2 separate regions of the Homo sapiens genome follow, and region 1 is linked to region 2. A link is a contact called in ENCODE Hi-C or POLR2A ChIA-PET data. All regions are on one chromosome and are shown on one strand. The core of a region is the stretch at or near the end of the contact, and the rest is flanking DNA. Distances in the headings are between cores, read along the strand shown. Region 1 holds the start of PNRC1 (proline rich nuclear receptor coactivator 1). Region 2 holds the start of NT5E (5'-nucleotidase ecto).

Region 1 (2,760 bases), core at 102-2,601, 3.6 Mb after region 2:
GCCAAGCTTGAGGACTGCAACCCAGGACCATAGATTCAAGCTGCCCTGAATATACACTCGGATTAGCAAGTTACAAGTAGGTTTTTAAAGGAAAAGAGGCAGCTCCTAAATTGTTTACCAATTTACATTAAAATATCGTGGGCTCTTGACTAGCTATACATTGTTCTTTGTATCTTAAATTTCAGAAACTTAAAGATAATGCGTAGGCAGCTAATCAGGAACAAAATGCCTTTAAACAATTGCCCCAGGCATTAGTAGTGAAAGGAAGAGAATGACAGCCTGCCTACTTCGCAGAGCTGAGGTCTGATCTATTTTTCTTAGTACCTATTCGTAAGGGTTGTTGTGAGGTTAAAGTGAGACAATCTATGTAAAGAACAGTTCCTGGAACATAAATGCTTGATAAATTATGGCCACAATTCTTTTTTGTGGTTGAGCAGTGCGGGGAGATCGCGAAAAATTTCTATTTACGCGCAGCTAACAAAATACTCTATGTTGCAGAGCTGTTTCACTTTCTCCCTTTGAGACGCAAGCCGGCTTGCCGCCTCCTCAAGTAACCAGGCACAATGTTCTGATCCCAAAGTCTCACAATCCTTCAAGTATGAAATCAGTAAAAACTCCAACTTCCATTTATGGATTTACGGAGAACTTTTTATACATCGAGGGGCTAATTCAATCAGTAAGTCACTTTGATTTTTACTCTGATCACCGAGACTAATAAGCAGCGATGCCGAACCAAGTAAATGAAAGAATCGTGAGCCATACTTCAGTAGATAAAATTTAAATGTAGACTGATTTTCTTCACGATTGCTAGGGAAGAAATCCTTACAGCGTACTTAGAAATCTTTGTTTTAAAATGATAACGCTGTTATGTTGGGCTGAAAATAAAACGGATACTTCCCCAAGGTCAGCAGCGGAGGAGGCAACCGTGGCCTTGCCAAAGTCATCCCCTCTTCCCAGCCCCCGTTCTTCCTGCCGCCCTCCCCCTGCCCCCTCCCTTCCCCACCCCCATCAACAAACTCCGCCGGGACATTTCAGTACCACCACTCCCTAGCCCGGCGAAGCGCAGGGGCGTGCTGGGGAGGAGTAAAGAGGGTGGGGCGGAAACCCAATTTCATTGTTCGCGGGACCGATTCTTCCCAAAAGAGCTCGCTGGCAGCGCCTGCGCAGTGCGCCCTCTTTGTGCCAGGCTGCAGCAAGCTGGTTGTTTGTGTGTGTCTACCCGAAGCTGCGGAGGCGGAGCGAGGGGGCGTGGCCTGCCTTGTCGCACTCTAATTGGGCTTTCGCAGGAAAGTGGGCGGGCGCGGGGCGGAGCTTCCGATAACAACACTCGGAGCTGGGGCTGTGGCTATTTGTTGCTGCGCCGCCACCGCCCGAGTCATGTTCCGCGATCTTCTCAGGCTCTCCTAGCAGCATCCATCGCCGCCACCCTATCTTCACTGGCTTCATTCACCTTCTCCTTCTCTCTTCGTTGCTGAGCGACAAGCTTCCTAGCGCTATGACTGTCGTCTCCGTCCCGCAGCGGGAGCCGCTCGTCCTGGGTGGCCGCCTTGCGCCGCTTGGCTTTTCCTCCCGAGGTTACTTTGGGGCCCTCCCGATGGTGACCACGGCTCCGCCTCCTTTACCCCGGATCCCGGACCCCCGGGCACTGCCCCCGACCCTCTTCCTCCCTCATTTCCTAGGGGGAGATGGCCCGTGTCTGACCCCCCAGCCTCGCGCTCCAGCAGCTCTGCCCAACCGCAGCCTCGCCGTGGCGGGAGGCACTCCTCGGGCAGCGCCGAAGAAGCGGCGAAAGAAGAAGGTGCGGGCCAGCCCCGCAGGGCAGCTGCCCAGCCGCTTCCACCAGTACCAGCAGCACCGGCCGAGTCTGGAGGGCGGCCGGAGCCCCGCGACCGGCCCGAGCGGAGCGCAGGAGGTCCCGGGCCCGGCCGCCGCCTTGGCCCCGAGTCCTGCAGCCGCAGCCGGCACGGAGGGAGCCAGCCCCGACCTTGCCCCGCTGCGGCCCGCGGCTCCCGGCCAAACCCCCCTCAGGAAAGAGGTGAGGCCGCCAGGGGGCCGTTGGGGAGTCGGGCCCTTAGACGGTCGCGGCCGAGCTCTGGGGCTGCAGACCCTGCACCCGGGGGGTCGGGCGGGTGGGGGCGGGGTGGGGGGGGCGGCTGTTTACTCGGGAGGGAAGTTTCCGTGACGCCCGCTCCATTCTTGCTTTGGGGGAAGAAGGGGGAAGGGGAGGCATGCGCTGGCGCTTCTGATTGGCTCCCAGGAGTCGGCCAATGAGAAGCGCCGCTGCGCCCCAGCAACAGCCCCGATTTAGAAGGCTGGCGGCGTTCCAGGGGGTTTCGGCGTTCCGGGCGCGCGGCGGGGTGGGGGCAGGGACAGGGCCCGCGGGAGGGCTGACGTCAGCGCGCGCTACGTGCCCGGCGCTCCGGCGCCCATGAAGGAGGCGAGGCCGGGTGGGGGCAGCTGGGGAAGGACTGGGCCCGGCTTTCGGCCTCCCGGCTATCGGGAGCCCCAGTCCTAGTCGGTGAAACGCGGAGACGGCCTCTAACGTCCCGCCGTAGGGGGTGGAGTGGGCTCCGAGCGGCTGGGTTTCGTTTGGTTGGAGTTGTGCCAAAATGTGAGGTGCCCGGTGTGGGACGCGCAGTCCAGTTGGGGCTCTGCCCGCCTCGGGCCTGACCTACTTAGTGGTTCCAAGTTAAGAGTTGGCAGGAGCCGCACAAAACTGATTTTATTACTTTTGCCACTGTGGTACTTCGTGTTAGTGTG
Region 2 (2,700 bases), core at 34-2,533:
ACTTTTCTGTAAGTCTAAAATCATTCTTTTTTTAAGTTAAAACAGCAAAACTACCAGTTCTTTTACCTGCTTCTAGCAGGTGCTCAAAGAGGGACAGAGCAAAACCTTGCAAAGCATGACATTAGAGGGTGTCCCAGAAGCAAGGGTCTTCTGTAGCCCCAGGCACTGCTGCTCCCAAACTGCATGGCCTTTCTTGGCAAATGATTTACAATCTCCGAACCTCAGGTCAATGTCTTAAAAACGGGCACAGAATGTCTTTTCAACAAATGGTACTAAGAAAACTGGATATCCACATGAAAAAGAGTAAATGTGGACTCATACCACATATGAAAATTAACTCAAAATGGATTAAAGGTCTAAGAGTTTAAATTATAAAACTCTTAGGAGAAAACATAGAGGAAAATCTTCCTAACATTGTATTTGGCTATGACTTCACTGCGACACCGAAAGCACACGCGACAAAATAAAAATAAAATAAAATAAAATAAGACCAGAAAAGCAAAGAAGGGCAGCATCCCTTCCCGTCCTGATAGCTGCCGGATTTTACCCCAATCGTGTTTCTGCTTCCAGGAGCTGTCCGCGCGTCGCCTCTGTTTTATCACTAAGGTTTTAATTGTGAATAAACAAGGAACTGGATTCGAATGATTTCTTAGTTTCTGAGATTTTTTTGTCTAAGCATCGTAGACTTCGTGCGTTCTCAACCCAACAGGAAGCGTCACATCTCAGTGAGCTTCGGCTCTCACAGCCCGAAACTGCAAGGAGCTCCTCTGCCCGGCCTCTCTTTACTCCTCCTCTCTGCCCCTCAGCTCGCTCATCTTTCTTCCCGCCCCCTCTCTTTTCCTTCTTTGGTTCTTTGAAGTGATGAGCTAGCGCAACCACAAACCATACATTCCTTTTGTAGAAAAACCCGTGCCTCGAATGAGGCGAGACTCAGAGAGGACCCAGGCGCGGGGCGGACCCCTCCAATTCCTTCCTCGCGCCCCCGAAAGAGCGGCGCACCAGCAGCCGAACTGCCGGCGCCCAGGCTCCCTGGTCCGGCCGGGATGCGGCCGGTACCCGCTCCCCGCCGGGAACAACCTCTCCACTCTTCCTGCAGGGAGCTGGTGCCAGCCGACAGCCGCGCCAGGGCCGCTCCGGGTACCAGGGTCGGATCGGGTGACGTCGCGAACTTGCGCCTGGCCGCCAAGCCGGCCTCCAGGCTGAAGAAGGACCCGCCCCGGCCTTGACCCGGGCCCCGCCCCTCCAGCCGGGGCACCGAGCCCCGGCCCTAGCTGCTCGCCCCTACTCGCCGGCACTCGCCCGGCTCGCCCGCTTTCGCACCCAGTTCACGCGCCACAGCTATGTGTCCCCGAGCCGCGCGGGCGCCCGCGACGCTACTCCTCGCCCTGGGCGCGGTGCTGTGGCCTGCGGCTGGCGCCTGGGAGCTTACGATTTTGCACACCAACGACGTGCACAGCCGGCTGGAGCAGACCAGCGAGGACTCCAGCAAGTGCGTCAACGCCAGCCGCTGCATGGGTGGCGTGGCTCGGCTCTTCACCAAGGTTCAGCAGATCCGCCGCGCCGAACCCAACGTGCTGCTGCTGGACGCCGGCGACCAGTACCAGGGCACTATCTGGTTCACCGTGTACAAGGGCGCCGAGGTGGCGCACTTCATGAACGCCCTGCGCTACGATGCCATGGTAAGACCCGAGCCCGCGCCCGGGATAGTAGTCCCGGACTGAGAGAGGAGCCGGGCTGGAAAAGCAGCGGATGGCAGAGTGTGGCAAGCCTAGGTCCAGGGCGCGGAGAGATGTGGGGATAAAGTGAGACTCCGGCCAGTGTGCCAGCTGGATGCATAGAAGTCCCTTGGACGATTCGTCTTAAACGGACGTTATTGCGCCCCCACTATGAGATGGGAGTATTTAGAGGAGCAGGACCCAGTCCTGCCTGCGAGGGGCTTAAGGTGGGGTGCGTAGAAGCACTGACAGTTATCCAGAGCTAGGGACTGAATCGGATCCCTCACGCAGCTCTCATTTACTGCTAGATCTTTCAAAGAATGCTTTATCTCAATCTAGATCTTTCGAAAAATGCTTTATCTCAATCTTATTGAAAGGGAAACCGCGTCGAAGAAGCTGAATAAATTAACAGGCACCATCCCCGCAAAAAGGGAGACGTGATAAGAATGGACACCAGATCTCTTTGACCCCGGAGCTTGAGAGTAATTAAGCTCACAGCTTTGGGGTAGATTCTCTGTTCAATTACCTTCTATGTGACCTTGAGCAAGTTATTTACTCTTTCTTGCCTCAGTTCTATCCTGTATAAAAATAAGGATTATAATTGTACATAGTGCACATAGTGTGGTCTCTATATTATTACCAGACACATAGTGTGGTGTCTATATATGTTGTTATTACCAGACACTATAATATAGGGTTAAGAAAAGGAAAGAAAGAAAGAAAGAGAAAGAAAGAAAGAAACTTCAGAGAGAGCCAAAATGTGGAAAGACTTGGGTTTCAAAGGATTTCAATAAAGTAGGTTTGGCGGCAGAGATTTAGGAAGAGTCCAACTTAAGAGATAATGGGCTCTTAAAACATGTGCAAAAGTTTAGTTCAAAGTCCCAAATGTTAGGTTAAAGGTAATGCCTTTTCTATTGCACTAAATTCTAGAAAGGGAGCAGAGGTGGTTGCACAGTAATAAATAAGTACAACCAAGATGTATATA

What was found. A loop is a pair of places that touch in the nucleus more often than their neighbours do. ChIA-PET counts read pairs that join two places held with the same protein, here RNA polymerase II (POLR2A). Pooled maps may share reads with other maps.
Region 1: a loop to region 2 is called in a pooled map, with 5 times the contacts of the local background. The contact joins the promoter of PNRC1 here to the promoter of NT5E in region 2. A Hi-C loop is called at or near these places in 9 of 50 pooled maps. POLR2A ChIA-PET finds 5 or more read pairs at or near these places in 2 of 52 experiments (GM12878 and naive thymus-derived CD8-positive, alpha-beta T cell).

The regions. Positions count from the first base shown.
Region 1 is chr6:89,079,400-89,082,159 of GRCh38, forward strand. PNRC1 (proline rich nuclear receptor coactivator 1) reads left to right here and starts at 1,352. Exons shown (of 2, transcript NM_006813.3): 1 at 1,352-2,035. The coding sequence starts at 1,496. PNRC1-DT (PNRC1 divergent transcript) reads right to left here and starts at 1,181. Exons shown (of 1, transcript NR_187250.1): 1 at 763-1,181. RefSeq lists enhancers at 457-546, 2,065-2,760 and silencers at 977-1,186, 1,237-1,386, 1,777-2,156.
Region 2 is chr6:85,448,800-85,451,499 of GRCh38, forward strand. NT5E (5'-nucleotidase ecto) reads left to right here and starts at 1,284. Exons shown (of 9, transcript NM_002526.4): 1 at 1,284-1,679. The coding sequence starts at 1,341. RefSeq lists a silencer at 1,077-1,346.